Linked DNA regions of Homo sapiens: region 1 is linked to region 2. A link is an interaction called in ENCODE POLR2A ChIA-PET data of the cell type or tissue named here. Cell type or tissue: CD4-positive, alpha-beta T cell. All regions are shown on one strand.

Evidence for each region. ChIA-PET counts read pairs that join two places held together with the same protein. Peaks named below come from ENCODE experiments on the same cell type or tissue, not always from the same donor. Only the 100,000 strongest peaks of a DNase experiment are listed, where the experiment ranks them.
Region 1: POLR2A ChIA-PET joins it to region 2 with 7 read pairs; 5 of 35 experiments call an interaction of 5 or more read pairs at or near these places.

What each region holds. Positions count from the first base shown.
Region 1 is chr2:232,313,366-232,318,365 of GRCh38, forward strand. All of the region lies in intron 14 of DIS3L2 (DIS3 like 3'-5' exoribonuclease 2), which reads left to right. Among named protein-coding and RNA genes, the nearest start is that of ALPP, 63 kb to the right of the region's middle. RefSeq lists an enhancer at 2,004-2,173. In CD4-positive, alpha-beta T cell, a CTCF peak has its summit at 2,289; a DNase peak (open chromatin) is centred at 2,306; H3K4me3 peaks cover 457 bases; H3K27ac peaks cover 3,800 bases.
Region 2 is chr2:231,958,824-231,963,823 of GRCh38, forward strand. DIS3L2 (DIS3 like 3'-5' exoribonuclease 2) reads left to right here and starts at 2,890. Exons shown (of 21, transcript NM_152383.5): 1 at 2,890-2,942. RefSeq lists an enhancer at 2,768-2,857 and a silencer at 2,988-3,147. In CD4-positive, alpha-beta T cell, no CTCF peak of the experiment used is centred here; a DNase peak (open chromatin) is centred at 2,868; H3K4me3 peaks cover 1,922 bases; H3K27ac peaks cover 362 bases.

The DNA of each region.
Region 1 (5,000 bases), 350 kb after region 2:
GGAACTAATGTTTATCACAAGACTGCTACTCCTCATTTTAACCTTGTGAGGAGGTTTTGCCTTGGCCATTTTACAGAAGGATCTCATGGCTGTACATTTGAACAAGGATTCAAACAGATCTGTCTGACTTCAAAACCCATGCTCTCTTTACTGCTCCCTGATTCCTTGGTAGAATATTGAACGTGAACCCACGAGGTCGTAAAAATACCACTTTTGTCATAGATGACCGAGAGAAAAGTTGCTAAACTATTATTGCCTCACAGGTATATGCAGCATCTTTTCCTTTCCCCAGTAACCTCCTACCCCAAATCTCTTTATATCCCTGTGTTTTAGTCCATTTTCATGCTACTGATAAAGACATACCTGAGACTGGGCAGTTTACAAAAGAAAGAGGTTTGTTGGACTTACAGTTCCACCTGGCTGGGGAGTCCTCACAATCATGGCAGAAGGCAAGGAGGAGCAAGTCACATCTTACAAGGATGGCAGCAGGCCAAGAGAGGGCATGTGCAGAGAAACTCCCATTTTTAAAACCATCAGATCTTGTGAGACCCATTCACTATCATGAGAACAGCATGAGAAAGACCTGCCCCCGTGATTCAGTTATCTCCCACCACGTCCCTCCCACAACACATAGGAATTATGGGAGCTACAAGATGAGATTTGGGTGGGGACACAGAGCCAAACCATATGACACTATCACCTGCCCCATCCCACCTTTCCCTGATTTCCATTGCCATGGAAAGGAGCCCTCTGGGCCTGCCTGTGGCCCTAAAGGGCTGCAGCCCTCCTCAGCACCGGCCCAGCACCCACTGGGCCCAGTATAGGGCATTCTCCAGCCTGTGCTGTCATTCTGTCGCCTGTTGTCTGGTGCTGGGAGGTAGGATTGAAGGCTTTCCTCCTGGGCGGGCTGCTCAGGTTGCAAGGTAGATCCTATATTTTTAAGCCCTGTAGAGTCTCAGCTGTCCCATTTTGAGGGTTATGCATCCTACATGGGTTCACAGAATCCCTTTCGCTGAGACTTGGAGGAATGAAGAGGACAGAGAGGGTCGAGACCCAAACCGAGCAGGCCCCGGAGGCCTCAGGGCCCTGGGGCTGAAGGGAGCTCCCTAGCCCGAGAATGCCCCTCACTATTCTCACACTCCACCTTTTGCAGCCCAAATACCCATGGATGCCCCAAGAGATTTCCCTATGAGACAGAAAATTCTAGAACACCAGGAACTCTCAAAACTAGATATTTCAAAACTCTTAAAGACCTTAAAGAGTAAATGTTTTCATTGTCGATTTAACATAGAGTTACATTAAGCAGCTAACACTTTCCCTTTCTTGAATAAGATTTCCTGTCTGTCACGTTGCCATTTGCTTTCTTCATGTTTTTGCGATGGACTGCAGCTCCCTCCATTCTGGGGAGCCTCCTGGCGCTGCAGCAATCCAGCATGACTCGGAGCTCTTTGATTTTCTTTCCCAGTTACTTTATAGCACATGAAGATGTGTTCTTACCAGTGACAGAGGGTCGGTGAGAATGACCATTTTTGTTTTCCGTATATCTGTACCTGCCACATCCATACCTTTCTCAGAAGGTCCTGGAATGACTCGTTTCTCTCTCTGCCTCTCTGGGTATTTCTCCAACCACAGGTTTGCATCCCCAGGGGGAAGCCAGCTCTCTGGTCCCTCATGCTAAGCTTTTTAAGCAGATAGTACTGCCAGGCGGTCTTTAAACCCAAGGAGGCTTGCCCCTTCCCAAGACTTCAAGGAGTTCTAGAAGAGACTGTGATATTCAGGCCAGGTCCCTGTTTGATGAACAGGGACACTCAATTCCTGGCAAGTGGGGTGAGCGCCTCCAGCCCTCCCCACCCCCATACCGGTGTGCTGGCCCAGACCCAGGGCATATTCAGGTACTTAAAGTAGCAAATGTCTCTGCTGTAAAAACCCTCACTCCGGTACTGAAAGCCCAGAGCCCAGGCTCAGGCCACAGAGGTCTGAGATATACTCTCAAGGAGGTTAGCCCATAAAAGAAACAGGTCATAGGACTGCATGTTGGGTTTGAGCCTGAAGAAAGGTGCCCATGGTTGTCATCTTCTGTGGCTGCCTGGCAGGTAACCAGATGTGCTTGGCTCTCTTAGCTTTTGGCTGTGCTATCTGTGGGGTAGTGTTTCTGATCTGTCTTCACTGCCACTCCCAGCTCTCTGAGGCTTTGTGGCTTTTTCTTGGTGGTTGGGCAGGAAGCCTCTAGAGCCTGAAGGAATTGCTGTGCTTGATGACAGGCACAGGCTATCAATGGCTATAAATCGCCTAGTGGCTGCTTCACGTATTGAAGAAGAACATGTTTGCTGTCTGTTCTGCGGATGCTTCTCTGATGGCCGGAACACAGCTGCGAAAAGATTTCGTAGAGTGACTCAGAGCAAGCGCCCAGCTCATGCCCACTGAATTAAGCAAGAGGAAGTGGCCAACTTCCGCAGCTGCTCTGAAAGCCCAACACAGCAAGGCCTGGCTGAGATGAACAACATAGATCATTCCACTGACTTTGGGCTACCCCCAAGCCAACCCCATGTGACCCCACACCTACCCCAAAGCTAGGTGAGACCCAGGGTCCACCCTCCAAGCCCGGGTTACCAGTAGGGGGTAGGTGCCAAACTGGAGAGTAGACTGTGATGAATGGGTAGCAGAGATGGCAGAGGACATGGCTCATCACCTGGGGTCGGGGACCCCGCTCTCAGCAGCTCCCTTCCCTGAGTGCCCTGGCATTGGTGTGTCTGTGTGTTCGCGAGCCCTGGCATGCCACTGCGGCTTCACAGTAGCCTCCTGGGCAGCGGCTCATCAGCTTCCAGCACAGCCTTTGTTGTTCTATAAATCTGTTAATGTTTGTGCTACCTAGAATAAGAAGGAAGGAGTCATTCTACAGAGAGGATTTATTCTTCCAGGCGCCAAAACCTTGTTCCTTACGATTATGTCCTGTTCTTTAATGGGGTCCCCTGTACTCCACAGTGTCATTCGCCTCCACACTAGATGTCCACACAATGCTGTGTATTTTCACTGATTTTGCTGGGGCCCTGCCCTGTCTTTGTCTCTGCCTTTACAGTCAGGGCCAGTTGTCACTTCTCCGTGGCTGTCCGGAGAACCTGTAGCACCCTCTCCAGCCACTCCAAGCATGAGGCTTTGTGGGGAGCGTGGAATCTGTGAGGAAGCCGAGGCAAGCTGTTAGGATTCTGTTCAATGGGAGGAAAGGCTCTGAGTGAGGTGGGAAGGAAGGACTTCCCAGGAGGCACACTTGGGTTCCCGGCCCCACCTCTGCGCTGGCTGCCCACAGGCCCTGCTTCTGCCTATTTCCTGGTTCTGCTTCATGTTTCAAAGACATAAGATCAAATGTGATTAAGTTTTAGGTAAGCAAGATATTGTGCTTATTATTGAATTGTTCTTCTTTAGTTTAACAGCCCTCCAGTTTAATCTAAATCTGTTTCCTGTCATTAAGTCTTTGGTGTAGATAAAAGATCAGTTAGCTGGTCGCTATCTTTTGTGTCATAAATCTTCTAGGAAACCATTGTTGTGATTTTTCATTGTACCGTTCCTGAAGAGGAAGGAACTTTTCATTCCTTTGGGCTTTTTTCCTGGTGAATTTCCCAGCTGTTAGTGTCATCGAGCTTAACTCTCACATCCTTAAGGCAGCATTAGCCTCAGAACCACCAGTACCTCGCTGTGTGCCCTGGGAGGCAGGTTATTACCCTTGGCTTCATGACCCATGGACAGTCCTTGCAATGGAAGGGAAACACATTTGTGGGTAGAGTGTGGAGAATGTGTGTGAAAGGCTTTCCTCGCCCAGGCAGTAAGTGCTGCGGAAACAAGCCACTTTTTATGCTAATAAGATTTGGACAGGGGTTGGGAGGTAGGGGAGTGAGTGTGTGTTGATCTGATTCCCTGTGCCCAAGAGCAAGGACAGTCACTTCATCCCAGCCCCTGCACAGTGTTGGGAACACAGAGGTGTTCAGCAGATGCTGGACAAATGTCTCCTGGGAGTATGCAGTATTTGCTCTTTTTTCCTCTCATGTTCTGTGTTCCTAACATTCTTCTATTTTGGCGGGGTGGGGAGGTAGAAGGTAGGCAGAGTCTCACTCTGTTGCCCAGGCTGGAGTACAGTGGCCCGATCTCTGCTCACTGTAACCTCTGCTTGCCGGGTTCAAGCGATTCATGTGCCTCAGCCTCCCGGGTAGCTGGGATTACAGGTGCCCTCCACCACGCCTGGCTAATTTTTGTATTTTTAGTAGAGATGGGGTTTCACTATGTTGGCCAGCCTGGTCTCGAATTCCTGGCCTCAAGGGATCTGCTCACCTCAGCCTCCCAAAGTGCTGGGATTACAGGTGTGAGCCACCACTCCTAGCCTCTTCTATTTTTTAATTACACCTCTAATTGTCTCTGAATTGTCACTGAATTAATTGTCTCCTTAATTCAGTGCAGAAGGTTTTCATAATAACACTAATATTTATGGAATAGTTAACAATAGGTCAGAGCTTATAATGTTAAATAAGATAACAAAGTTTATCTCATTTAATCCTCACTAGAATAACCCTGCGAGGTAGGTAGAAGAAGTTAGAGAGGTTAAGTAGTCTGCCTAAGGTTACCCAGGTTGTGTGTGGTTGACAGTGCCCTACCTTTCCCCCCTGACTTTAGCAATACAAGAATACTGGCAAGTTGCTGCTGCCCTCTGGGCTCTGTTATAAAGTGAAGCTGCCGATCCACAATGGAGAACCCACTCCTGCAAGGCCAGGCCTCCACAGAGGCCAGAGGCCAGAGGCCAGTAGTGGTCGGGGTGCCCAGGAAGCTGGGCTCAAACAAGGGTAACTTGCAAGAATCTTCAGGAAGCCCTTATATTCAGAATTGTGTTCTGTGCCACATGGGCCCTTTCCCACCATCAAACTTAGAAAACGACCCCTAGGAAAGTCCTCAGAGTTCATGGAAGGGCGCTGAGAAGTCTGCCCACACCCTCGTGGGTTGGAGGACCAGTTTCGCCA
Region 2 (5,000 bases):
AATATTACTTCTATCTCTTTTCAGGGAGCTTATTGTAATACTTGTTTCAATAGGAACATACTGAAGTAATGGACTGAACGAACATATGCTAGTGGGATAAGCCTCTTGCCGCAAGTCTACTCCAGAGTGTGTTGTGATCTTCCTTTAGCCCACGTGAGGAAGCCAGGGCTCACATCACTTAAGAGGGCACAGTGCGCTGGGCGCTGTGGCTCACGCCTGTAACCCCAGCACTTTGGGAGGCCGAGGTGGGCGGATCACGAGGCCAAGAGATCGAGACCATCCTGGCCAACATGGTGAAACCCCGTCTCTACTAAAAATGCAAAAATTAGCTGGGTGTGGTGGGATGTGCCTCGTGAGCCGAGATTGCACCACTCCACTCCAGCCTGGCGACAGAGTGAGACTTCATCCCCCGACCCCCACAAAAAAAAAAGAGGGCACAGTGATATGTCCACCCTAGCCCTGTAGCCTATACAAAGGCAGGCAGCACACTTTGACAAACGACCAATCAAAATGAGATTTGTCCGTTGAACTTAAGGAAAATAATGGTCTCAGCCCTACTTCCTCTGCTCTTGTCCTTGATTCTCTATTCCTACTTTTAATTATTTTTGGTTTCCTTGGCTTCACCTCCTATTTCTAGTCCTGAAATCTCAGGTTTTCTTTTTATTTTTTTATTTTTTGAGACGGAGTCTTGCTCTGTCTCCCAGGCTGGAGTGCAGTAGCCCGATCTAGGCTCACTGCAACCTCCACCTCCCAGGTTCAAGCAGTTCTCCTGCCTCAGCCTCCCGAGTAGCTGAGGCTACAGGCCCCCACCACCATGCCTGGCTAATTTTTTGTATTTTTAGTAGAGACAGGTTTTCACCATGTTGGCCAGGCTGGTCTCGAACTCCTGACCTCAAGTGATCAGCCCGCCTTGGCCTCCCAAAGTGCTGGGATTATAGTCATGAGCCACTGCATCCGGCCACAGATTTTATTTCAATCCTTTGTTCTCTTCCTCTTCTAGGTCTTCCCCTTCCTGTCCCCACTGGCCCCTCTCCTATCCACTGAATCCCTGGATGCCTGACACCCTCTGCCTCCTGTCCTTGCTGGGTTTCCTCTACCCTCTACATTTCAAAGACAAGTTTTGCTGAAATCACAGTTTTCCTGAGGGTTCTAGAAAGGTCTGTGTGAACATTAAAAAACAAAGGTTCCTTGGGTTCATTTAGTCTTTAAGCAAACATCGATTGAGGCCTGTGTGTGTGGCAGGTACTGCAGATGCAAAGTTTTCCACCTTCATGGAGCTCATAGTTACTAAGGGAAACCCTGAATTTTCTTAGACTACTGCAACGCACTGGCCGGGTGCGGTGACTCACACCTGTAATCCCAGCACTTTGGGACAAGATGGGCGGAAGAGTGAGACCATCCTGGCTAACACGGTGAAACCCCGTCTCTACTAAAAATACAAAAATTAGCCGAGAGTGGTGGCACGCGCCTGTAGTCCCAGCTACTCGGGACTGAGGCAGGAGAACTGCTTGAACCCAGGAGGCGGAGGTTGCAGTGAGCCGAGATCGCACCATTGCACTCCAGCCTGGGCGACAGAGCGATAGTCCGTCTCAAAAAAAAAAAAAAAAAAAAAAAGAGAAATATAGGCACAATTTAATGCATCTCTTTTCCTTTTTCAATATGGAGCATACGGTGGTTCAAGCATCTGTCCACATTGTATTCCCGAAGTTTGATCCCTACCCTGCCCTGCCCTCCCGTCTTTCCTTCCCTCTCTCTTTTTTTTTTTCTGGAGTGCAATGGTGCGATCTCGGCTCACTGCAACCTCCGCCTCCGGGGTTAAAGCGATTCACCAGCCTCAGCCTCCTGAGTAGCTGGGATTACAGGCATGTGCCACCACGTCTGGCTAATTTATTATTTTTAATAGGGACGGGGTTTCTCCATGTTGATCAGGCTGGTCTCGAACTCCCGACCTCAGGTGATCCGCCCGCCTCGGCCTCCCAAAGGGAAGTTTGATTTTTCTATGGTCACCAATGGACACTTGATCTCCATAGCTTGAGAATGGCGGCCATCCCCTCACTGGCATTCTTTCCTCTTGTGCTCTCCCGAACGTTCTGGCTGCTCTTTGGATTTCCTTTTCCTTTGCTCACATCTACAATATTGGTGTTTCCTAGGTCCCGTACTTAACGATTGTTTCCTCTCAACACGCTTCCCTGGGCGGGCTGAACTGTCGGGGGCTTTCTCGGCTGCGCTTCCTCTCTCACCTGAAACCCTCTTCCCAACCCTTTATACTAGGTCGACGTCTCCAACATCAGCTGCTCCCCACCCGTGTCTGGGTGGGCCCCTTGGGCAGGCTCCCCTAGTCTCCTTTCCTTCGATCATCCCCACGTGCAGGACGTCATCTGCTTGCTCTGCCATCAGCCTCACATCCTGAGGGCAGGGACCATGCGGGGGTTGTCCATCTCTGTATCCCCAGTGCCAGCACTGCACCTCGCCCCAAGCAGTTGTCCAATAAATGAGCAGTGAGTAAATGAAAGAATGAGCAAAGCCTTGTAACAGGAAAGGGGCCGGCGGCGTCTGCCGTGCAAGACCTGGCCCAGTGGAGCAGAGCCTGGAGGTTCAGGAGCCGGGTCTGGAAGGCTCCTTCCGGTGGAAGAGGGGCCCGGAGCCAGCCGGCGCCTGGCACAAGGCGTCTCAGAGGCCGCCCACTGGGAGCCAACCGTTGCAGCCAGTTGTCCCCGCGAGCGAGGCCGGAGAAGGCGCGGCGGCCCCTGGCCTGGCCATTTCGCCCTTGTCGCAGCTGAACCGCCGACTACGAGCTCCTGCACCGCGCACACACCCCGCGCGCTTCGCTCTCGGCCTCGCCCGGCCACCGTCGCTCTCTAGAACGCCGCGCCCGTGACCCGGAAGAGCATTCTCCTTAGCAACTGCGGGACTGCGGCGGCGCCGGCCTCCGGGGAGAAACGGTGAGGCCCTCACTCGCCTGCCCCCTGCACCGCCTAGTGCTGCACGACCCCCTCGGGACCGACCCGGGGTCTGGCCTCTGGGGGGCTCCGCGGCGCTTCGCCCGGCACCTGTGGTGGCGGCCCGGGACGAGCGTCTTCCGCCTCTGGCGTTGCTCCCCGGCCCACGCGTCTTCCCTGTCCCGCATCTCCCTCAATGTCCCCAGCTCCCCACTCTCCGCTCCTGACCGACCCGGCCTCCCAGGCCGCGCTTATAGCGCCGGGGCCCTTGTAGCCTAGGATGGCGTGAGGGGAGCGAGACCAGAATTAGAGCCTGTTGCTGTAGAGAGGACGCCTCCCGAGGCTCGGGTCACCTGTGGACGCGTTCTCTAGGGTCTTGATCGAGATGTTCAGGACTGGCAGGGATGGGGAGCCTCGGGAATCTTGAAGGGCAGCCGCTTAATTATAACATGTCCTTGACGTTTGCGCTTTCCACAGTGATACACTTTATCTCCTTTATTGATCATAGAGAGTTTTTTTTTTTAATAAACTTTTAGATATGGGGGATACGCATGCAGGTTAGTCACATGGGTATATTGCACCCAGGTATTGAGCATAGAACCCAGTAGGTAGTTTTTCAACCCACATCCCCCATCTCTCCCCTCCTTCCAGTAGTCTACAGTGTCTACCGTTACCTTTTTTTTTTTTTTTTGAGACGGAGTCTCATTCTGTCGCCCAGGCTGGAGTGCAGTGGCGCGATTCGGCTCACTGCAAGCTCCGCCTCCTGGGTTCATGCCATTCTTCTGCCTCAGCCTCCCGAGTAGCTGGGACTACAGGCGCCCGCCACCCCGCCCGGCTAATTTTTTTGTATTTTTAGTAGAGACGGGGTTTCACCATGTTAGTCAGGATGGTCTCGATCTCTTGACCTCGTGATCCGCCCGCCTTGGCCTCCCAAAGTGCTAGGATTACAGGCGTGAGCCACCGCACCCGGCCGACTGTTCCCATGTTTATGTCCATGTGCGCTCAATGTTTCTACTCCCACTTGTAAGTGTGCTCAATGTTTAGCTCCCACTTATAAGTGAGAACGTGTGGTGTTTAGTTTTCTGTTCTTGTGCTAATTCGTTTAGGATTATGGCCTCCAGCTCCATCTGTGCTGCTGTAAAGGACATGATATCTTCCTTTTTTGTGGCTGCATAGTATTCCATCCTGTACATCCACATTTTTTTTTTCCAGTCCACCATTGATGGTCACCTAGGTTGATTCCGTGTGTTTGCTATTGTGAATAGCTCAGCCGTGAACATACAACTGCATATGTCTTTTTGGTATAATGGTCTGTTTTCCTTTGGTTATATACCCAACAGTGGGATTGCTGGGTGAAATGGTGGCTCTTTAAGTTCTTTGAGAAATCTCCAAACTGCTTTCCACAGTGGCTGAACTAATTTACATTCCCACCAACAGTAGTTTAAATGTTCCCTTTCCAAGGGAGCCTAATGAGGATCTGTTGTTTTTTGACTTTTTGATAATAGCCATTCTGACTGGTGTGAGATGGTATTTCATTGTGGTTTTGATTGGCATTTCTCTGATAATTAGTCATGATCATGTTTTCCATATATTTGTTGGCTGCTTGTATGTCGTGGTTTTTTCTTTTTGTATTTCTTCTGAGAAGTGTTCATGTCCTTTGGCCATTTTTAAAAATGGGCTTATTTGTTTTTTGCTTGTTGATTTAAGTTCCATAGGGATTCTGGATATTGGACCTTTGTCAGATGCATAGTTTGTGAATATTCTCGCCCATTTTGTAGGTTGTCTGTTTAATCTGTTGATAATTTCTTTTGCTGTGCAGAAGCTCTAGTTTAATTAGTTCCAACTTGTCAATTTTTGTTTTTGCTGCAGTTGCTTATGGGGACTTAGCCAAAAATTTGCCAAGGTCAGTGTCAAGAAGTGTATTTCCTGGGTTTTCTTCTAGGATTTTTATAGCTTGAGGTCTTTTATTTTATTTTGAGACAGGGTCTCACTGTCACCCAGGCTGGAGTGCAGTAGCGTGACTGCAGCTCACTGCAGCCTCGATTTCCCAGGCTCAAGTGA